Regions from separate parts of the Homo sapiens genome. Here all the other regions are linked to region 2. Evidence: read pairs that join two places in POLR2A ChIA-PET (ENCODE). Cell type or tissue: Panc1. All regions are shown on one strand. Each heading gives the region's core, and the rest is flanking DNA. Links, peaks and the distances in the headings are about the cores only.

Region 1 (7,752 bases), core at 1,254-6,253, 370 kb after region 2:
TTCCATTTGTCAATTTTTGCTTTTGTTGCAATTGCTTTTGGCTTCTTCGTCATGAAATATTTGCCAGTTTCTATGTCTGGAATGGTATTGCCTAGGTTGTGTTCCAGGGTTTTTATAGTTTTGGGTTTTATGTTTAAGTTTTTAATCCATCTTGAGTTAATTTTTGTATATGATATAAGGAAGGGGTCTGGTTTCAATCTTGTGCATATGGCTAGCCAGTTATCCCAGCACCACTTTGAACAGGGAGTCCTTTCCCCATTGCTTGTTTTTGTCAGGTTTGTCAAAGATCAGATGGTTGTAGGTGCGTGGCCTTATTTCTAGGCTATCCTGTGCCATTGGTCTATGTGTCAGTTTTTGTACCAGTACCATGCTGTTTTGGTTACTGCTGCTCTATAGTATAGTTTGAAGTCAGGTGGCATGATGAGAGGCATTGTTTATAATATTAATACTAGCACAGGAGCTCACACATGGGTGTGATGTGTATTGCATGCACACTCACACAACAACCTAATGTCCATCAGTGAAAGCCAGTTAAATAAGTGATGATATAGTTATGTGACTGGACATTAAGATGGGATTATTTCTGTCTCCAATTCAGCTGAGACCTCAAAGTCTGAGAATACATAAAAGATGCATAGTTCCCCTGCATCCCAAGGGAGGGGCTGGATCACACATGCAGAACACACTAAGATATTATGAAACCAGGTCTGCTGGCATTAGCGTTCACCCCATCCTACCCATCAAAGGACAGAAGGGTTGATGAGTCAGTGGAGTGCTGAGGCCTCCCCAGCCCTCCCCACCACACCCCTGGGGAGGTGGGAGGACCTGCCTGGGAGGTGGAGTGGCAGGAGGGAGCAGGCTGGGGGGCACTGCCCAGAAGCTGCCCTCCCACTGCCCAGTGCTTAGTGCCAGTGCTCCCGGACCACACCGAGGGACGAGCTGCTTATTCTCGTGGCCCCATATCAAGATGCAGATAAACTGGGAAAGAAGAGAATTTCTATTTCTGTAACCAGGTGCAGGGAGAAGGCCTGGAAATTATCGCCAGACCAACTCAAAATTTCAAAGTATTCCAGAGCTTATATACCTTCTAAGCTCTATGTGTACGTGTAAGTGTGCATTTATCTAAAGACATAAGTGATTAACTTCTAATCTATAACTAAGGTCTGAGTCCTGAAGACCTTCCTCTGGAGCCTCAGTAAATTGACTTAATCTAAATGGGTCCAGGTGCTGCAGTGATTACCCTTATCTTGTCTCCTACTAAATCACAGAGGTTTGGGGAGTTCCTTCCAACCTCCAATAAACTTGTTCGTGGAGGCCTGGGGAGTTTCTTCAGACCCCCCAATAAAACTTGTTTGTTTAATCCTAAACAGGTTTTGTTAAGAATGCCTTCGTTATTTTGTCATGCTTTAAGGCCCAGGAAAGGCCTAGGCGAAACTCTGGGTGGGGTTTTGTTACATTCCAGCTTTTGTGTAAGGACACTGGCTCTACCAGCTTTTAATATTTAACTTCACCAGTCAGTACTGAAATAGTTGTTACGGAGGCCCGCGTTCCTGAGGCCTGGCCTGCCATACCAGGAGGTTGAAAGGAGTGGAAGAGGAACTCTGATATTTGGATTCAAATACTTCTATATTGTCCAACATAAACATGTTCATATGTTACCAAAAAAAAAGGAAAATAAAGGAGTAAAAAAGCATGTACAATGAGCACCTAATAATTAATAGTTTGTTCTAGGGAGCAGCCCTGGGAAAGCATTTCCAGCAATTTCAGATTTTTGTTATGTTTGAATTTTTTTACAATATGCATGTTTTATTTGTAGAAGCAGAAAATAATATCCAAATATAGCATTTTAGAAATAATTATAAAAAGCTACCAGAAGGCCCAGCTCTTCACCCCTCTCCTCCTCCTCCCTCCATTAAACACAGAACTCAGCCCAGCAGGGTAGGGCTGCAGCCCATGGCAGCACTGGGAGAACGCTTCCTTTCTCTGGCTGCCCACACCCAGGATGGGACTTCCAAGCAGGACAGGGAACAGGTCCCTGTTCAGGTCCAGGGATCAGCTGGGACGCCAGCGCCTTGAACCTGACTTCCCCAGGCCAGGACTCAGCCCCCTCCTTGGAACCCCATTGCTCCCCGGACTCTCCCCATCTCAGCCTCTCCCACACTCCACCCGTCTGCCGGCCTGCACCCCAGCTCTGTCCCCTCCTCTCCATCCCCAGTCCACTCACCTTCAGCTGGTAGTGAGCTTTCCCATGAGGAAACTGAGGCACGCTGGGAAAAGGGAGCTACTCCAGGTCAAGCAGCAGCTTAGCAACAGGGCTGGGACCCAGGCTTCCCAGTAGCCGCTATGGTGTGCTTTAAGTAACACCACACACCTGCACAGCTGAGGTGCGCCGCACCTCCCCCTCACTATACTCCTTCATTCCAGATTGAAATGTGCACCATGCTCAGGCAAAAACAAACAAACAAACAAACAAACCAGGCTTTTCTCACAAAATCAAATCAGAAGGTAAGATGTGTGTGGCAGAAACAAGTTTCTTAACTTCCCGAAACCTTATTTTCCTCATGTGGAAAGTGAGTTGAAGAGCTCCTGCCTCATGGCATCGCGGGGGATCTAATGAAACGATGTGGTGCAGCTGGTGCCTCATAACTGGCAGCTGTGGTTTGTTTCTCCCAAAACCCGCCACTCTGGCCCCCAGCCATTCAGGAGCTGTTTTAGGTGGCATTCATTTGGGTGGTGGGGAGCAATGGAACTTTTTCTTTTTTCTGAGACGGGGTCTTGCTGTCGCCCAGGCTGGAGTGCAGTGACGCAATCTCATCTCACTGTAACCTCCTGCTCCCTGTAACCTCTGCCTCCCAGGCTCAAACGATCCTCCCACCTCAGCCTCTCAAGTAGCTGGGACTAGGTGCACACCACCACGCCCAGCTAATATTTGTATTTTTTGGAGGGACGGGGTTTCGCCATCTTGCCCAGTCTGGACTCGAACTTTTGGGCTCAAGCAATCCTCCTGTCTCAGCCTCCCACAGTGCTGGGATTACAGGTGTGAACCACCACGCCCCGTCCCAACGGAACTTTTTCTTCCTCATCCAACAACGTATATATTTGCTCTTCAGTGAGTAAACAGTTGTCCTTTTTTTTTTTTTTTTTAGCAGCACTGGATTCTAGGAAAAATGAAAAATGAAGTGCATGCTTCACTTACTATGCCCCTGTGTAATAAACATCAGCTTTACCGAAGAAGAAACCTGAGGCTGTGTCCACACTGCAGTTATCTTCCTACACTCTCCATTTCTCCTTATTCTACAGATTGGCTGGGGGAAACTGAAGGATATATTCCTGGTGCAGTAAACCTGATGGTCAAACCTTCCCGGAGCTCCAGGGCAGCCAGCTGCTAGGAAGCCTCTCCCCTCTGGCCCACACCCTTCCTGTTGGCTCCTGGCCACACCAACCCATCACCTGGGAGGATGCTGGAGAAACGGGGTTGCCCCAAGAGTCCACGTGTCCTTGACGCATGGCCAGACTCAACAATGGGCTTCTTAATGAAACTGGGAAACTGCAGAGTTCAAGTGGGGGTTGGGTGCTGAACCGTGGCTCATTCCCTCAGGGATCAAATATCAGCAGAGTCATCAGGTAAAGGCCACCAAGTTCACCTTCACCTTCCTGAGGAAAAGACGTTTGGGGTCTCAGCTTTCTTCAGCAGGCAGGGCAGCTCTCCAGCACATGATAGAAGCAGGCTGCGAGTTAGATGGCAGACAGAGGCCGGACACGGTGGCTCACGCCTGTCATCCTAGCACTTTGGGATTATAGGCCAAAGGATCGCTTGAGGCCAGGAGTTTGAGACCAGCCTAGGCAACACAGTGAGATCCCAGCCTCTGTAAAAAATTAGCTCTGCGAGGCCAGGCGCAGTAGCTCACGCCTGTAATCCCAGCACTTTGGGAGGCCCAGGTGGGTGGATCACCTGAGGTCAGGAGTTCGAGACCAGCCTGACCAACATGGAGAAACCCCATCTCTACTAAAAATACAAAATAAGCTGGCCATGGTGGCACATGCGTGTAATCCCAGCTACTCAGGCTGAGGCAGGAGAATTGCTTGAACCCGGAAAGCAGAGGTTGCAGTTAGCCGAGATGGCACCATTGCACCCCAGCCTGGGCAACAAGAGGGAAACTCCATCTCAAAAAAAAAAAAACAAAAAACCGGAGCTCTGCGTGGTGGTGCATGCCTGTAGTCCCAGCTACTCAGGAGGCTGAGGTGGGAGGATCACTTGCAAAGCCGAGTTCCAGGCTGCATTGAGCTGTGATTGCACCACTGCACTCCAGCCTGGGCAACAGAGAGAGACACCGTCTCTTCAAAAAAGCTGACATCTGCTGAGTCTGTCAGGGGCTCGCAGATGTGGGTGGAGGGGGCTCAGATTCCCTGTGCCTGGGTGCTGGGGCCGGAGTGGGAGTATTAGCCATGGCCTTTTGTTCTCAATATCTCCATGGCATTCTACCCATTCCTCTCCACAGCTCCATCCTGTTCTCTAAGTTGGCCCTTGATCAACTTTAGACAGCAACAGACATGAGCAACAAAGGGCTGTGTGTCTTCTGAAGCGGATATTGAACCGGACCTTCACACAGCTGTGCTTTCAGAGCCTGCCCCTGCCAGCTGCCCTCCTCAGTTCTCACCCTTGTGTGCCGTGCTCCCGTCTTCGGCAGCCTGGGGAGGTGGATGGACGGATTCTTGGAGTCATGTTCTTCATGCCTAAAACAAGCACAAAGGACTCCAGACAGAACCTGCTGTATTGAAATACAGTTATCAAAATGTAAACAAACTCAGGCAAGATAAAGGCTACTTTATTAATGCATTGCATGATAAGATCTGGCAGTCGCTCTAATAACAACGATGATTTTGAAGAAGTGATGAATATAAGAAATTTCAAGGTATCTGCAACAAACGCAGTGGGAAGTGAAAATATTTCAGATTCAAATTGCGCCAGACTTGCAGGTGCCTCTGATACACCCTACTTTGTTGCATACATTAACTGAAGGAATAGCTAAAGTTTAGTTAGGGGTTAATGAAAATAAGTGTGTAATTTTTTCTTTACTGAATGTACAGCCCTCTCTGTTCTGTCTGTGGGCCCCTGACTTCCAGTGTCCAGGTCAGCTCAGCTACTGCCTGCAGTACAATGTTCTCTTTGCCTGGAAGCCATCATTTACTGGCTGGTAGGGCTGCTCTGGGCCCTGCAGCTGGGGTCCCATTTTATTCCCTCACCTCTCTACCTTTCTCCCTCTGTCTCTCTCCCTCCCCCTCTCCCTCTCCCCTTCCCCTCTTCCCCCTCCTTCTCCTCCCTCTCTCCTCCCTCTGTCTCTCTCCCTCCTTCCCACCCCTCCTTTGGCTCCTCCTGGGGGCTACTCACTTAGGGCTGAGATTTAAACATTTTCAGATTTAGAGTAAGTTGGGAAGAAGCAGGAATTAGATATGACTCTCCCAGCCGGTAGACAGGTAGGTGGTCAGACTTCAAACCTACGTCTGTCTGTTTCCAAAAATCCTGTCTTCCCAGCAGGTCTGGGACTTCCCTGCTCATCAATGTGTATTTCTCCCAGAAAGCCAGGGATTTTCCTTGCCTCCAGAAAGCCAATGACTGTCCTTGCCTCAGTCTGGCTCTAGAGAGGGCTCACCTAAACAAAGGACAGCCTTCGGCCTAGGGAAGGGGGACTTCCAAACGCTGCCAGGTACACAGATGCCTTGGCCATGCCTGTCTGTTCTTCATAGGACTCTGCCCTTGTGCCCTCCACCGGGAAGGGGTTTCAGAACATCATTTGGCAAAGACTGAATAATGCCTGCCCCCATCACAGACCCTGTTAAAACTGGAAAAAAAGACCCAAACCAAAACTTCACCTTGCCCAGGCCAGGCACTTGTTTATATTTGTTGTCTCTGTGTCCTACAAACATTAACCAGAAAGCCTCTTTGACCAGACGCAGGGGAAATGGAGGTTGTGCTATCTCCTGCACATGGAGCTCTGAGGCCGAACAAGGGCTTACCCACAAAAGTCAGATGTCTGCTGCTGCTTTCTTAGCAACAGATTTAGAAACCTATTCATCAGACAGACTTCTCCTGAGTGGCTCATCCACATCCCCCCCTCCCCTCACACTTCTGACCCCCCACTCTGCCCACACCCTTGTCACCCTGCTTCAGTTCATTGAGGGAATCAGGATGGCCTCAGGCATTTCATTCATTCATTGATTCACCTATTCATCAAAGCCTTGTTGAGTATCTCGGTATGTGCATGACCCAGCATTATGTGGGCTTTACCAACTTCAGCTCACAACCATTGGATTAAATTCTCTTTTAAAATGGTCTTAAAGCTGTGTTCTTACATGCTTTTTATTTTTTCTAAAAACACTTTTAAAAAGAAAGTAGCTTATATCAGAAAGCAATTTATAGATTAGGCACAGTGGCTCACACTTGTAATCCCAGCACTTTGGGAGGCTGAGGTGGGAGGATCACACAAGCTCAGGAGTTTGAGGCCAGCCTAGGCAACACAGTGAGATCCCATCTCTACAAAAAATCAAATATTAGCCAGTAATGATGGCATGTGCCTGTGGCCACAGCTGTGTGGGAGACTGAGGTGGAAGGATCGCTTGAGCCCAGCAGGTCAAGGCTGCAATGAGCTATGATTTCACCCGTGCACTCCAGCCTGGGTGACAGAGCTAGACCCTGTCTCAAAAAAAAAAAAAAAAAAAAAAAAAGCCTATGGATTATGGCTGGTTGTTATAGAAGAGATAGAGTTTTAGTTCTGATCTTAAGGACTAAAGATAGAACTCTTTCTTCCCTCCTGTGGTAGCCAGGGGCCACTGGACAGCCACAGTTTGGAAACTCCCAATCTATTTTCTTGGGCCTGTCCTGCGTAAACCCTTGGTTCCAGGAGTTCTAGTAACAGGAAGCTGTCCCTGCTTCAGCCTTGAAAATCTTTGCTATTCTTTGAGGCCCACTGGATGCCAGATGTCTTCTGGGAGGCCTTGCTTGCTCACAGTGAATTCTCTCTCCTCTATTTGGATATGCCATTGTCTATGCTTTTTATCTGGTGATGGCCACATAAGTTTTGTGACATCTCTTGCATTCTTGCCTTGTATGCATTTAATGTTTAAAAAACTTTTTTTAAAGCTTTTTATTTTGAGAGACAAGACCTCACTATATTGTCCAGGCTTGACTCGAACTCCTCAGCTCATTCCTCCCACCTCAGCCTCCCAAGTAGCTGGGACCTCAGGTGGGCGCCACTGCGCCCAGCAATGTTGCTATGTTACTTATACCGCAGCCATGCCTAGCTCTTCTCTCCAAGTCCTCAAAGCGCTTCTTCATATTGTCTCTTTCATCTGAAACTTTTCTTCCCCCAGTTAATCCAATCCATAGAATATAACCCTTTCTTCATACAAGTGTATGAAAATATAACCATTTATTCAGTGCGAGTGCATACTTGATGTCAGGTCTTGTTCTTGACGTGAGGGTCAGGGAGACATTTGTGTTTTTTTTTTTTTTTTTTTTTTTTTGAGACAAAGTTTCACTCTGTTGCCCAGGCTGGAGTGCAGTGGCGTGATCTCGGCTCACTACAACCTCCGCCTCCCCGGTTCAAATGATGCTCCTGCCTCAGCCTCCCGAGTACCAGGGATTACAGGCACCCACCACCACGCCCAGCTAATTTTTGTATTTTTAGTAGAGACGGGGTTTCACCCTGTTGGTCAGGCTGGTCTTGAACTCCTGAGCTCAAGTGATCCACCCAC
Region 2 (7,752 bases), core at 1,286-6,285:
ATAATGCTGTAGGCCCTATATTACAAAACAACAGAAAGTTCTTCAAAATGCATGAAATTACAGAGGAACCTAGAAGCTGAAAGTCTTTTGATTATTTTCTTAGTAGACTCTATTCTTATTCAGAGGAAAACACTCTGAACTTGTTACTTTAACAAATAAGAATCACATAACTCTCAACTGTAGTAAATACACAGTAATCTGGTCTGAACTGGTGAAGTTTTCCTATACTTCAACAGTTTGTGTAAGATTGCTGCTATAAAAAGGCAATGTCTTAATAAATATCATATATAATCATGCTTTCATATATGGTACAATTTCAGGAGAGAGGTAGACCTTCTATTTCTAGTATAAGAAAGAACATGGACTTTGGAGCCTGCCACACCTGGTTCCAATCCAAACCACTTATAAGTTATTTGACCTTGAGAGTTATTACTTTGCCTCCCTGAGCTTGAGCTTCCTCTTCTGTAAAAAGGGACACCATCTACCTTACAGAGTTAACGTAAAGATTAATGAGTTAATATGTATAATATGCAGAGTTGTTATATTTACCTAAATCAGGGGTCAGCAAACTTTTTCTGTAAAGGTTCAAATAGTAAAATACTTTATACTGATGACAGAGTCATCAGTCTCTGTCAAAACTACTCAATTCTGCCACTGTAGCACCAAAGCAGCCACAGACAATGTGAGTAAGACTATGTTCCAATAAAACATCACAAAAAGAAGCCACAGGCTGGCCCACAGGCCAAGTTTGCCAATCCTTGATATAAATTTTTCAGCATAGTGTCTGGCACATAGTGGGTGCTCAATATATGATCGCTGCTGTGATCATTATTTTATTGCTCCCTATTACGGCCAACAAACACCCAAATAATTGATCCATTATCTTCCATATTGTTACTGGATCACAGATGCTAAGGTTAAAGGAAGCTTTTAAGACAATGGGATTTAGTTCAATACTTAAATCCCTTCTATGACAACATCCCATGAATGGTTGTCCAATGTCTGAACAACTCCAACAACAAGGAAACCACTGTATAAGCAGCCCTGTCTCTTGTCAGGTAGTTTTGAGTGTCTCTGAAAGCTTTTTAGTGTTAGCTCAAGTTCAATGTGATTCAACTTTATGAGCATCTGCTGAGCCTCTGATGTGTTCCAGACTCTACTACATGCTGGAAACACAAAGATGAGTAAGATGCAACCTCTACCTCCAACTTCTCACTGGACTTACTTAGCCTGTGTGATGGTTAATACTGACTGTCAGCTTGATTGGATTGACAGACACAAAGTATTGATCCTGGGTGTGTCTGTGAGGGTGTTGCCAAAGGATATTAACATTTGAGACAGTGGGTTAGGAAAGGCAGACCCACACTTAATCTGGGTGGGCACCATCTAATCAGCTGCCAGGGTGGCTGGAATATAAAGCAGGCAGAAAAACATGAAAAGACTACACTGGCCTAGCCTCCCAGCGTACCTCTTTCTCCCGTGCTGGATGCTTCCTGCCCTTGAACATCAGACTCCCAAGTTCTTCAGTTTGGGGACTCAGACTGACTGTCCTTGCTCCTCAGCCTGCAGACAGCCTATTGTAGGACCTTGTGATTGTGTGAGTTAATGCTTAATAAACTCAATACTTAATTGAGTTAATTAAGTTAATAATTAAAAGTTAATACTTAATAAACTTAAATACTTAATAAATAATAAACTTAATACTTAATAAATAGGAGATATATATATCTCTCTCGTACTAGTTCTGTCCCTCTAGAGAACCCCAATACAGCCTGCTAAAACAAGTCTCATAATCTCCCACACGTGACAGTCATTTAGATGTTTGAGGGTAATGCCCTGAGTTTTCTCAGGTTCCAAACACTTAATTTCTTCAACCATAAGTTCCCTTATCATCTCTTCATACTGCCTTCCTCTGGATGTAAGATTCCTAAATGCCCTACAAAGAAGCCTAGGTGTGGCTGGCCAGTGGATGATGAGGCCGACTTACCACTCTGCAGATTTAGTTTAGTGCCAGCAACCTGATCATATTTGCCTCTCGGGAACTAGTCCGGCCTCATTTGCCTAACTCATGTCTACATTCCTTTAATTTTCCTAGTGGTTCTATAGAATTAGAACTAAATGGTAGCTTTTAGATGATATGGCAACCACTGATGTTTTATTTTCCTTAAAGAAAAGATTTAGGCCGGGTGTGGTGGCTCACACCTATAATCCCAGCACTTTGGGAGGCCGAGGCAGGGGGATCACCTGAGGTCAGTTCGAGACCAGCCTGGCCAACATGGTGAAACCCCATCTCTACTAAAAAAAAAAAAATACAAAAATTAGCCAGACATGGTGGTGTGCACCTGTAATCCCAGCTACTCTGGAGGCTGAGGCATGAGAATTGCTTGAATCCGGGAGGTGGAGGTTGCAGTGAGCCGAGATCGCACCACTGCACTCCAGCCTGGGTGACAGAGACTCTGTCTAAGAAAAAGAAAAAAAAAAAAAAAAAGAAAGAAAGAAAGAAAATGTTTAGCCTAACTAGCAGAGTACCTGTTTTTACTTGATCCAGCCTGATGGGTAGTAAAATAGCATTTGTCAGCTGAATTGATGTGATTAACTAAAAAATGTACAAAATTGGTGTGAAAACTTCTACCTATCTACTAATGAGCAACAAAGTCACAGCTCCAGCTCCCATCTCTCTCTTGGGTTCCAAATAAGTGATTCTTTCTGCATATCAGAAATTTCCACTTGGATGTCATATAGGTATCTCAAACTCAATGTGTACAAAAGTAAACTTAATCTCAATTCTCTAAAATAGATCTTTCTCCTGTTTTATCACTCCATCTTGGTAAATGGCTTGCCTATCCACCTGGATGTCTGAGTCAGAAAAATCAGCGCATTCTTCATTCCACCATCTCCTTCCCCTTTGACAACTAAACACTTCCTAAAATCTGATAATTCTACCCATCTCCTGGATTTGTCTCACACATTTATCCTTTATGCATTTCATAAACTGCAGGTTGCAACTAGTCAATGTGTCATGAAATAAACTGAGTAAGCTTTAATCTGCATATTTAAGAATAAAATAGACTTCTCCCTCAAAGTAGAATAGAATAGTTTGTGGCAGATTAACACTCCTGCAAAGACCTAGAAAAAAAAGGATTAAAATATGTTTGTTCAAACTACTATGGAAAACAGTATGGACATTCATTGAAGAACTAAAAGTGGAACTACCATTTGATTCGGCAATCCCACCGGGCATCTACCTAAAGGAAAAGAAGTCATATGAAAAAGACACATGCACACACGTTTATAGTAGCACAATTTGCAATTGCAAAGATACGGAACCAACATAAGTGCCCATCAACCAACCAGTGGATAAAGAAAATGTGGTATATATACACCACGGAATACTACTCAGCCACAAAAAGGAATGAAATGTCTTTTGCAGCAACCTGGATGGAGCTGGAGACCATTATTCTAAATAAAGTAACTCAGGAATGGAAAACCAAATACATGTTCTCACTTGTAAGTGGGAGCTAAGATATGAAGATGCAAAAGCACCAGAATGATATAATGAACTTTGGGGACTCAGGGGGCAGGGTGGGAGGTAGGTGAGGGATAAGAGACTACACATTTGGTGCAGTATACACTGTTTGGGTAACAGGTGCACCAAAATCTCAGAAATCACCACTAGAGAACATATCCATGTAACCAAAAACCACCTGTACCCCAAAAACTACTGAAATAAAAATTATTAAAGAAATAAAAAATTAAAAAGTGTTCAAAAGCATCAGGGAGCTGCTGAAGCAATGAGGATGAATAACCAAAATCTGGAGAGGAGAGACCTGCAGAGAGGTGACCCCAGGCTTTATCCAGACAGAGGGGCACTGCCAAGGATCAGAGAAACAGCAGAGCTTTGTATGTTTGTACAGGGCTACAGTAACAAAACTGGAGACTTGGGGAGCCTCAAACACATAGTCAGTCTCCCCAAGACATTCTGAAGCTGTGCAAAGCTGGAAGTAAAAGATTAAACCAAAAACTAACCAAAGCAGTTTTCCACAATCTTGTAGTGTTGAGGACGCAAAACTTAGATATCTTTCAGGACCTGTTGGGAGCATGGATCTTGGTAAATACAGCAGGCTCTCAGTTGAAAGCCCTGGTTCAACTGAAAACATCAGTTCAGTACTGATGGAATTAATTTGATCACCCTTGACCCTCTCTGCATGACAGAGAAACACTGAATTCTCCTTGAGGAAGATATCATCTGAAGCTTTAACAGTTTTTAATACACAGTATCTAGCATTCAATAAAAATTACTAGACATTCTAAGAAACGTGTTGAAAAACAAAGGGAAAAAATATACAATAAAAATTTACCCACAGGTGATTCTGAAACTAGAGTTTTATTAGACAAGGACATTTTAAAAATTGCTGAGATTTATGTCCAAGAAAACAAGACAAAATGAAGAGACGAAAAGAAGAAAAATTGCACTGGAGAATTATGTTTTAATCAAATAAAAATTTTAAAGTTAAAAACACAATAGCTACACTGACGAATCAATATAAGCCAGGTGCAGTGGTGCACACCTGCAATCCCAGCTACTTAAGAGGCTGAAGCAGGAGGATCACTTGAGCCCTGCAGCCAAAAATGGTTAGCTGGATTTAACTCATTGAGCCCAGGATTAAAGACCAGCCTGGGCAACATAGTGAAAATCCATCTCTTAAAAACATTTCAAAAATCAAAATGTTTACAATTTTAAAAAAGAAATAATCTTTTTCAGTGTCTAGAAAGACTCCATTAAAAAAATAAAAACAATCAATACATAAGTATGACTGCAGATTACACACAACAAGAAGACAAAGTTAATGAGCTAGAAGACATGTTAGTAAGTAAACTGAAGCACACAAAGAGTGGAAAACATACAAAAGGGAATAAAAGTATGTGAGACACAAGGAAAAGGTTTAACTTACATGTAAGTGGAGCCTCAGAAGGAAAGACTAGAGCAGAAGCAGTATTTGAAGAGATAACAGTAGAGAATTTTTCAAAACTGGTAAGACATCTACATAAAGATTCAAGTCTCTCAACTAACTCCAACCGGCATAAATTCCAGAAAACAAAACAAACAAAAAAATGTACATCAAAGTCAAAGTCAAAATCAAAAACAAATAAAAATAATTTTTTAAGCAGCCAGAGGAAAAGAAACATTACCTTCAAAGAAGCAACAATGAAACTGACAGCTGATTTCTCAAAAGAAATGATTGAAACCAGAAGACAATGCAATGACATCTTTAAAATGCTGAAAGAACAGGCAGGAAAGCAAACTTGCCCATCTGGAATTCTATTCCTAGGGGGAAAATCTTTTTAACATGAAAGTAAAATAAAAATGTCTTCAAACAAAATGAGAATTTACCACCAGCAGACCTGCACTAAAACGCATATAAAAGGGGGTTCTTTATGCCAAGTTTAGCAAAAAAAAGACCCAAGATAAAAACATAGAAATGCAGGAAGAAATCAAGGGCAATGAAGTGGGTAAATCTAAATGAATACTAATTGTAAAACACAGTAACTGCAATGTCTTTTGAAATTTAAAATGCAGACAACAATAATGCAAATTGCAGAAAGGAGTAATGTATTTAAACTATTGGAAAATGTTTGCTTTGTTTGGAAAATGCTATGGTAGACTATAATAAACTAACATGCATATTAAAATCTAGTATGGCCACTAACAAGGGAGCAAACAAATGTATAACATGTTAATAGATGGTGAATAATAAAATAATATAAAGTATTTGAACTAAAGGAAGGCAAGGAGAGAAAGATGAGTATAAAATGGGTGGATTAAAAGAAAAACAAATAGTAAAATGGTAGCTGTAAATTCAACTATATAATTATATTAAAAATAAATTGGTTGTAATTCACTATATAAACAAATTTAAGAGAAAACCCATGTAATCGTCTTGATACAGAAAAAGGATATGACAAAATTCAGCATTCATTCATGAACAAAAATCTAAACAAACTAGGAAAAGAAGGGCTCTTCATTGAACTGATGGCAAACATCTATGAAAAACCCAGTTAACATCATACCTAATGGTAAAAGAATTATTCTTTCCCCATAAAATCATGAACAAGGCAGGAATGTTTTCTCTCACCACTTTTATTCAATATCATACTGGAGGTCTTTGCCAATGTGATATGGTAAGAATAAGAAATAAAAGGCACAAAATTTGAAAAGGAAAAAAAAATGGCTTTATTCACAAATGACATGACTATTTACACAGAAAATCCTTAAGAATCTACCAAAAAAAGCTACTAGAATTACTAGTGAGTTTAGGAAAGTTGCAAAATACAATGCCAATATATAAAACCCAATTGTGTTTCTATAATGAACAATTAGAAATTGAAATTTTAAAAATACCAGTTCAAAGGCATCAAAAACACATGGAGGCACTGATGAGACAAATTAAAGACGACCAAAAACCATGTTCACGAATCAAAAGAATCAATATCTTTCCTGACATGACCTAAAAAAAGAAATCAGGCTGGGCGCGGTGGCTCCATTCCTGTAATGCCAGCACTTTGGGAGGCCAAAGTGGGCAGATTACTTGAGATCAGGAGTTTGAGACCAGCCTGGCCAACATGATGAAACCCTGCCTCTACTAAAAATGCAAAAATTAGCTGGGTGTGGTGGCACGTGCCTGTAGTCCCAGCTACTTGGGATGCTGAGGGAGGAGAATCACTTGAACCCAGGAGGCGAAGGTTGCAGTGAGCCCAGATCGCGCCACTGAACTGCAGCCTGGGCAACAGAGGGAGAATCCGTCTCAAAAAGAAAACAAAACAAACAAAAAAACCTCTCATATGTGCTAATAACTGTTGGTAGTTCCTTCTACAAACACACTGACCACAGGATCCATTAATTCCATTCCTGGATAGTTACCTAAGTGAAATGAAAACACATGGCCGGGCGCAGTGGCTCACGCCTGTAATCCCAGCACTTTGGGAGGCCGAGGCGGGTGGATCACGAGGTCAGGAGATCGAGACCATCCTGGCTAACACAGTGAAACCCCGTCTCTACTAAAAATAAAAAAAAATTAGCTGGGCGTGGTGGCAGGCGCCTGTAGTCCCAGCTACTCGGGAGGCTGAGGCAGGAGAATGGCGTGAACCCAGGAGGCGGAGCTTGCAGTGAGCCGAGATTGCGCCACTGCACTCCAGTATGGGTGACAGAGCAAGACTCCGTCTCAAAAAAAAAAAAAAAAAAAGAAAACACATGCATACATCAAAACCTGCACACGGATGATTACAGCAGCATAAAAGCCCAAAAGTAAAAACTCAAAAGTCCTTCAACTGGTGAATAAACACATTTTGGTATATCCAATTGACTACTGTCAACAATATTATTCAAACTATTATTCAACAATAAAAAATGAGCTACTAATATAGACAACCACATGGATAAGTCTCAAAATCATCATGCTAAATGAAAAGAAGTTATACCCAACTCCCATGTAGTAAACGATTCCACCTATATAATACTCTGGAAAAAAAACAAAACTATAGAGATGGAAGTCCTATCAGTGATTGCAAGGGCCTGGGAGAAGAAAGGATTGCCTATAATATAAAAGAGCAAGATGAAACTTTTTAGGGTGATGGAAACATTCTAATCTCAACTATGGTGGTAGTTACACAACTACATATATTCATCAAAACTCATCAAAGTGTACATCTAAAAAGGGTAAATTCCACCATATGTAAATTATATCTCAATAAACC
Region 3 (7,752 bases), core at 1,254-6,253, 54 kb before region 2:
ATGCGCTTGCACTCTGAGCTCTAATGCCATAATCATCTTGAAAACGTAAGGACCTTCCCTCAATAAGGGGATGTTCACCTGAGCAAATTTATTCTCCTCATTGGTGCTGCATCCTACGCACTCCTGCTTACCTAAGAAGGGTTCTGGGGCCCCAAGGGGTGCCCATAGACTGGGCAGAGGGAGGCACAGAATGGGAGAGGCTGGGACAACAGTCCCCTTCCCTCCTCCCAGTCGTAGTGAGAATCACTTACAGAACAGTCCGGAAGAGTGCTTCTGCCTCTAGGAGCCCCAGATCAGAGCTGTGCACCTGCCCCTTTGGGGGAGGGGTAGGGAAGCTGCAGTTACCAGCTGCCATACCTGTCGGGGGAGCTCAGGATCCATGCAATGGAAGGCATTTTAGCTGATCCCCCTTGGAGAGGGCACTGCAGGTCTGAGCAGAGATTCCCGAAGCAAGGACTGGAGACAAAAAAAAAAAAGATACATGGATGAGAGGGTAGCTCGGGGTAGGAATTTCTTCAGCTCTCTACCCTCTTTCTCCCTATTGACACAATCAACAGACGTCAGTGTTCAGTGAATCTGTCATAAAAAAGGTTCAGTGGCATCTGTCATTTTTCTTAAGACATAAACTCCCCATCCTAAAAGGAGAAGCCTCCATGTTTACTCCATCTCATCCATTGAATCAAACAGCAGAACAAGGGCAGTGCCACAGCTGCCTGACCTTGTGCTGGCCGGAGCCCCTTCTGATGGCACATGCTGTAGGGAACAGGGGCTCCAGGATTGAAAGGGCGACCCAAGGTCCAGTTGGACGGATCCTGCTGGTTGCTTAGTTAGCGTCCCCATATTCGTTTCCCCCTTTAGCCTGTGAAACTCACTGAGAGCAGAGTGAGGCTTGGTCACCTTTACTTCTCCAGCACCTAGCACTGAGAGTATTAGATATTTTAGGCACAATCTCCTGATAGTAGTTATGCCTTAATTTTGTATAGTACTGTGCTTTTAAAAGCACATTCCTATCAAGCACCTCATCTTACCCTTAAATCTCCCCTTTTGTAGTAGTGGGCCAAATATTATCCCCATATGATAGATGAAGAAACTGAGGTTCCGTGAGGTTCGGTTAAGTGCCCACACTCTCCCATGCCACCCCACCTAGAAGCACACGTCTAATCAGTAGCAGCATCTAACCAGGCCCCTGCTCTGAATCTTCTTCCAGTGGTAAATTCTGCCACACCAAAATGACCCAGGCACAGCTAGAAATCTTTGAGAAACACCAAGGCATGGGAAAGTTGCCTGACAACTGTGGTCTGGCAAATGTTATTCTGGTTTGTTTTAAAGGAAAATAAGGAAGATGGCGCAAACTAGGGACCAGTGACCTTGACATCAACCCAGTCAAGACTGACGGTTGTGAGCAGCAAGGGACAGACATCAGTAGGAGGTGGCAGGGCCTGGGTGAGACCTTGGCATCCACATTTGCCAAAGTCAAATGCCCATAGACGATTACAATCAACCATGAAAATCTGTGACCAGGAAGTAGAATTTAATGTAGCGGTGTAGAAACCTTTGGTTTCTATGAGTCCCCTGGTTCTTTCCCTCCCTGCCTGCCAAGTGTTCAATGTTTGCCTTAGCTAACTTCTTTTAGCCATGTCTCTCTCTCTCTGTGTGTGTGCGTGTGTGTGTGTGTGTGTGTAAAATGCTCTAAATTACCCAGTGCCAGCCGCTGCATCCGGGGCTCAGGTCCTGTTTCTTAATGATAACAGATGGCTTTGAAGACGCAGTGGATCAATAGGGTCTGAATTCCTAAACTCTTGACAAGAGCTGGAGAGAACACACATCTCAATGCCCGCCCCACAGAAGCAGATGGAGGCCCTGTCCCTCACAGTCCTTCTTCTTCCATGGTCAGGTAAGCCAAAGGTGGGGCCCCGTGGGGTCACTCCGAGAGAGGGTTCGCCATCCTTGGTCCACTGTGTGGCAGATGGTTGCCCCATGCATTCAACAAACATTCAGCCATCTTATCTGGAAAGGGTTGTGCTTGGTGTTAGGGCAAGGGAGACGGAAAGAGGGAGGAGATGGTGAGGCCTGGCCCCTGTCCTAATGGAACTCAGCACTGTGAAGGAGACCCCACCATACAGAATGATCCCAATCCAGGGTGAAACAATCACCTACCGCTGCGTGCTGCTGTGGGCTGGACGTTACCGCCAGCTCTCAACATGCACCCTCTCATTTGGTCCTCAGCAGACCCTGGAGGAACTTGCTGCTGTCATCCCCAGAAGGGGAGGCCAGTGAGGTCATCTGGCCAGGGCTGCAGAGCTGGTGAGGTGGAAGCAGGATTTGGGCCTGGAATCCTCACCCACCACAGATGGATAAAGCTTCAGAAGAGAGGGAAATTACCTGGGCCTGGAGGGAGGGGGCATGGAATCAGGGAAGATGAGACTTGTGGGCTAGACCCTGGAGGACAAGAAGGATTTGGGGGAAAAGAGAGAGAGAGAGAACAGTCTAAGTAGACCCCATACCTGAAGCAAGGGCAGGGGGCAGGCAGGAGAGGTTCAGGAAATGGAGAGAGGCCACTCAAGAGAAGGACTAGTGGAGGCTGAAGCTGGAAAGGTGGTTCAGGGTCAAATGAGGCAAGCCCAGGGAGGGGAAGGGGATTTTCCTGAGTGGGGAAGAGGGAGCCACAGAAGGTAAGGTCTCTATGCGGGAGAGTCACCACCAGGGCAGTGAGCCCAAAAGAGCAGCCTGCAGGTTGCATCAACCACGAGACTGAATCAGAGAGCGAGGCCAGGCACGGAAGGCCTGGCCTGTGTACCCTGGCTCCGGAGCACCCCGCGTGGCCCCGCAGGTGCCATGGGAGGAGGAAGGGGGCCAGGAGGAGGCAGCCGGCTCCCCTCCACAGGTAAGTGATTGGATTAAGAGGCCTGTCTGACAGGATGTCCGTTCAGCCGCGGAGGCTAATCAACTTCCCCATCCTGTCTGCTAATAAATCCTGCTCCGGGGACCACTCTGCCTGATGATCTGTCCTCGGGGACCGGCGCAGCCTTCTCCCGGAGAACATCCCGCAGTCTATTAAGGCGGCCGCCGCGCGCTGTCAGGCCTCCGTCCCGGGGAGTCTCGGGAGGTGCCCATCACCCAGGTGCGCCCGCCGGGACCCCAGCCTTTGTGCGGCCACCGCGGGGGCTGACAGCCGTCCCGCTCCGAGGGGCCCGGACCCCCCAACCCTGGCGGCTCCGAGCTGCCGCAGGCTCTGCGTGCATAAATTAGGAGGCGGCGATTGTGAGATCTATAATATCTATAGAGAAGACGTATAAATAAATTAAAGCTTTAATTATTTTCTTGGATTCGCTGTAGCGCAAGAGAGCTAGTGGAAAGCTGTCGGGGAAGGGGGGAAGGACTGATTCTCTGAAGCCGCTCTAGTTTTTTTAGCTGCAGTGATTTTTTTCTCTCTTTTCTTCCTTCTGCTCCCCCAACCCCCAAAAGGCAAGAGTTGGGGCGGGGAGACAGTGAAACAATGTCCTTTGTTGCTCAAGATAAAAAGTACATGCCTTTTGACTTGCTTCCAAAACAGATGCCCCCCCCCATCTCCCACCCCCACCCCGACACACGAACACACACCACCAGCTTTCCTTTCTGTGAACACTGTCTATCCCACATTTTTATCAGTTCTGGAAGAACCTCCAAGGGCGTTATTAAATATGTGAAATACGCCAGAAATATTCAAGCAATCCCCATCTGGCCCTGGGAGGGAGGAAGAAAAGACTGGGAAAGTAATAAAGTGTGTTTATTTTTTAATCTAGATGACATGTTTTACATCATTAAAAAGGACAATTATTTTTAAAAATCAGCCTGCACGCTTCGATGGTTCAAGAGGTCTGCCGCCCCAGAATCCATCAGAACCTCACTCCACAGCCAGGCCTGGATCCACCCTCAAGGCCAAGTTACATTTTAAAACATTCAAAACCATGGAGGCAGTTGTGAGTCCTTTAGAAAGGCCTCATCTCTAAGGAGCAGGAAGGGAGGGGCCGTCTTATTACTGAGTCACGTCTTATTACTGAGTCACCTGGAAAAGAGGGTTTCTGATCCCAAGGCTCAGAGGATCTTAAATTCAGGCAGAGTTTCGAAGCTTGGTGGAAGTTAGATGGAGTTTGAAATGGCTGAGCCTTCGCCAAACCACCAATATCTCTGAAACAAAACACCAGTTGTCTCACTATGAAAACCCTGCAGACAGATGGCTCTCCAGAGCTGGAGTTCCCCCCTTTGTGCTGCCACTGGTCCAGGGCCACAGCCTAGTGAGGGGAGCAGCCAGGACATGGTCAAGCCCAACTCCAACAGCAAGCTCCTAAGACGGTTTCTCACCCTGGTCCGTTTCCTCTCTGCCCTGGACACACGCCAAGAGGTCAGTATACTAAAGTGTGGGTCTCTTCAAAAGCACGCATCCCTTTTCACTCAGCAAGTGGATTTCTAGGCATGCAATCCTAGACATGTAATTGTCAGTAATCAGAAAAAAATTATGCAAAGATTAGTCTCAAGTATGTTCACCACAGCATCATTTATGTTTGGTCAAATCACATGAAGTTGCCATTTTTTAAGTCAAGAACAGTCAAATGTTAGAAATTTTATGTTGTTCAGTTTAATAAAATTAAAACATTAAAAATACTTTTGGCCAGGTGGGGTGGCCCACGCCTGTAGTCCCAGTGCTTTGGGAGGCTGAGGTTGGAGGACTGCTTGATCCTAGGAGTTCAAGACCAACCTGGGCAACATGGTGAGACCCTGTCTCTACAAAAAAAAAAAAAAAAAAAAAAAACTTAGAAAATTAGTTGGGCATGGTGTTACACACCTGTGGTCCCAGCTACTTGGGAGGCTGAGGCAGGAGGATTGCCTGAGCTGTGTTTGCACCACCGCACTCCAGCCTGGGCAACAGAGTGAGACTCTGTCTCAAGAAAAAAAAAGAAGAAGAAAGAAGGCTGGGTGCGGTGGCTCACACCTATAATCCCAGCACTTTGGGAGGCCAAGGTGGGCAGATCACTTGGGCTCAGGACTTCAAGACCAACTTGGGCAACATGACGAAACTCCACCTCTAAAATTATATATATGTATATATAAAAAAGAAAGAAATACCTAAATTTCCAATAATAGGGGGTGGTTGCTCCATTTCAGCACCTACTAGAATACCATATGGCTGTTGGAAATAATGTTGCAGAAGTATATTTAGTAGAAAAATAGTTTAGAATTATATTAAATGAAAAATAATGTGTACAGTCTGATCCCTTTTCTTTAAAAATGAAAAAGACATATACAGAGATAATGATGGACCCCAAGATGTTGAAAAGGGTTTTCCCTTGATATTAGGATTGCACATGAGTTTTATTTTCTTCTTTTTGTTTATCTTCATTTTCTGGCTCTTATAACAAATATACACTACTTGTATAATAATAAATATAAGCAATAAAAGTTTTTTTTAAATAATAAAGTGTGGGGCTCCAAGTTGACTGTGCGATGCTGACCAAAGCTGACGAGAGGAGACTGCAGCCCCCACCTGGCCTCCACGGCTCTGTGGCTGGCTGCAGTCATGCCATATGTCTTACCCATGTCCCAGGATGCCGGGACAGGGGTAACAGAGAGGGGTGGCACCGAGTAGTCCTCTTGGGCCAGGTCATCTGGGCAACTGCCAACCCCTCCTGAGCTCCCTGGCTGCCCAGGGTCTGGCCTCAGAGTAGAAGCAAGAGGGGTAGAAAGCACATGGACAAGGATGGTTTTCACTTGAAGAAAAGCAGGATTTCTCGCATCTGAACGTGGCTCCAGAGAAAGGCAGAGTGTAACCCAAGGGTTAGTCATAGATCCACCATGGATTCACCAAGCCTCCAGTCCTCCGTCTTAATGGGGCCAGGTAATATCTGGGCCATACACTGAGGTGTTTTCCTCCATATTTCCTTATAACTTTTGCTCTTGCCTCACTCAAATTGCACAATAGGCAATCAAGTTGTTTCAGCAGAATCAGAGAGAGATTTAAAAGAACAACAAAAAAAGGTATCAGACGAAAGGACTGGGAACAATGCATCATTTGTCAGAGTCAGGTTTTTTTGCTTGTTTGTTTGTTTGTTTTTTCAGCTAAAAGAAATTTAAAACCTGCTGGGCTGGGAGAGAGAACCATGTCAGAGGCGGGATGCTGGAGACGCCCTGAACCCTGCCCTTCCCTAGGCCGAGGCCAGGGTTACAGAGATTACAAAAATCTCAGGTGGATTTGGAGAATCTTAAAGTAGAAGGGTCCTGGGCCTTTTCCCCAGGGGAGCCCACAGAGGATCAAGCCTGGCAGAGTTCCCAAGTGCCAAGTGTAGTGTGGGAGGGACAGAGTAGAAACGGCTGTGTGTGGTGTACCTGAGCAAAGAGGGCCTTGGGAGCCCTGTGGCTTCCTGTCGTGGAAGAGAGAAGCTGGATTCTCCCATGCCCCTTAGCAGCCTCTAAAGTGGGTGAGATTGCTCTCACCTCTGGAGAGGTATGCTTTGAGAATGAGGGATGGTGGAGCAGCAGTCTGGGTCTCAAGGGCTGACAGCAGAGATGAGTGTCTTCCAAAACACAGGCAGCCCCCAGCTCTCTTTTGCCAAGGCACCAAGTGAACCCCCACCCAAAATTTAGACACAATCTGGCAGATGAAGAGGGGGATGAAGAGAGAACCCAAAGTAACCGAGACCACTTGGAATTCTCTGAGATGGCCTTCCTGCCGTGCAGCTGAATGACTCAGAAGAAAAAAATAAGTCCAGGGCTGGACGCAGTGGCTCACGCCTGTAATCCCAACACTTTGGGAAGCTGAGGTGGGCAGATCACTTAAAGTCAGGAGCTCGAGACGAGCATGGCCAACATGGTGAAACCCTGTTTCTACTAAAAACACAAAAATTAGCTGTGCATGGTGGCACATGTCTATAATCCCAGCTACTTTGGAGACTGAGGCACGAAAATTGCTTGAATCGGGAGGCGGAGGTTGCAATGAGCTGAGATCGCGCCACTACACTCCAGCCTGGGTGACAGAGCGAGATTCTGTCTCAAAAAAAAAATATTAAAAATAAGGCCAGGTGTGGTGGCTCACGCCTGTAATCCCAGCACTTTGGGAGGCCAAGGCAGGCGGATCACGAGGTCAGGGTATCAAGACCATCCTGGCTAACATGGTGAAACCCCATCTCTACAAAGAATACAAACAATTAGTCAGGCATGCTGGCACATGCTTGTAATCCCAGCTAATCAGGAGGCTGAGGCAGGAGAATTGCTTGAACCCAGGAGGCAGAAGTTGCAGTGAGCTGAGATTGCGCCACTGCACTCCAGCCTAGGCGACAGAGCAAGACTCCATCTCAAAAAATAAATAAATAAATAAAATTAAATATAAGTCCAGATAGAGAAAGACAAAATCGTCTTCCTTGCAAACCTTGCAAAAGTTTGTGGCCTGAGAATGGGTGAAAAGATGGTAAGGTCCCACCAAACAGCACATTCTGTGGGTGTCTGCTCAGGTGTTCAGGCAGCCAAGAGGCAAGAACGGCCAGGGTGGACAGATGGGGAAGGCAGGCAGACTTGGACTCGGAAGAACCCTTAGAGACTATTGTGTCCAACCTTTTGGCTAAACAGGTGGGGAAACTGAGGCAGAGGGGAACAGGGAGGTGCTTATGGACAAATGTAAACTCATGTAGCACCAGATGCAGGATCCAGCTCTTTCTACCCTCCCAGCACTGCAAGTGGCCATGAGACCAACAGAGTCGGGTGGATGGATGGGCACTGCAGAGC

Evidence for each region. Peaks named below come from ENCODE experiments on the same cell type or tissue, not always from the same donor. Only the 100,000 strongest peaks of a DNase experiment are listed, where the experiment ranks them.
Region 1: POLR2A ChIA-PET joins it to region 2 with 5 read pairs; 2 of 35 experiments call an interaction of 5 or more read pairs at or near these places.
Region 3: POLR2A ChIA-PET joins it to region 2 with 7 read pairs; 2 of 35 experiments call an interaction of 5 or more read pairs at or near these places.

Annotation. Positions count from the first base shown.
Region 1 is chr9:36,313,699-36,321,450 of GRCh38, reverse strand. LOC102724322 (a long non-coding RNA gene) reads right to left here. Exons shown (of 5, transcript XR_001746660.2): 4 at 4,659-4,734; 5 at 2,986-3,654. Among named protein-coding and RNA genes, the nearest start is that of GNE, 59 kb to the right of the region's middle. In Panc1, for the core only: no CTCF peak of the experiment used is centred there; a DNase peak (open chromatin) is centred at 3,457; H3K27ac peaks cover 4,939 bases.
Region 2 is chr9:36,680,588-36,688,339 of GRCh38, reverse strand. No RefSeq gene overlaps it. Among named protein-coding and RNA genes, the nearest start is that of MELK, 110 kb to the right of the region's middle. In Panc1, for the core only: no CTCF peak of the experiment used is centred there; no DNase peak of the experiment used is centred there.
Region 3 is chr9:36,735,044-36,742,795 of GRCh38, reverse strand. No RefSeq gene overlaps it. Among named protein-coding and RNA genes, the nearest start is that of MIR4475, 85 kb to the left of the region's middle. RefSeq lists an enhancer at 3,192-4,391. In Panc1, for the core only: no CTCF peak of the experiment used is centred there; a DNase peak (open chromatin) is centred at 4,020; H3K27me3 peaks cover 45 bases.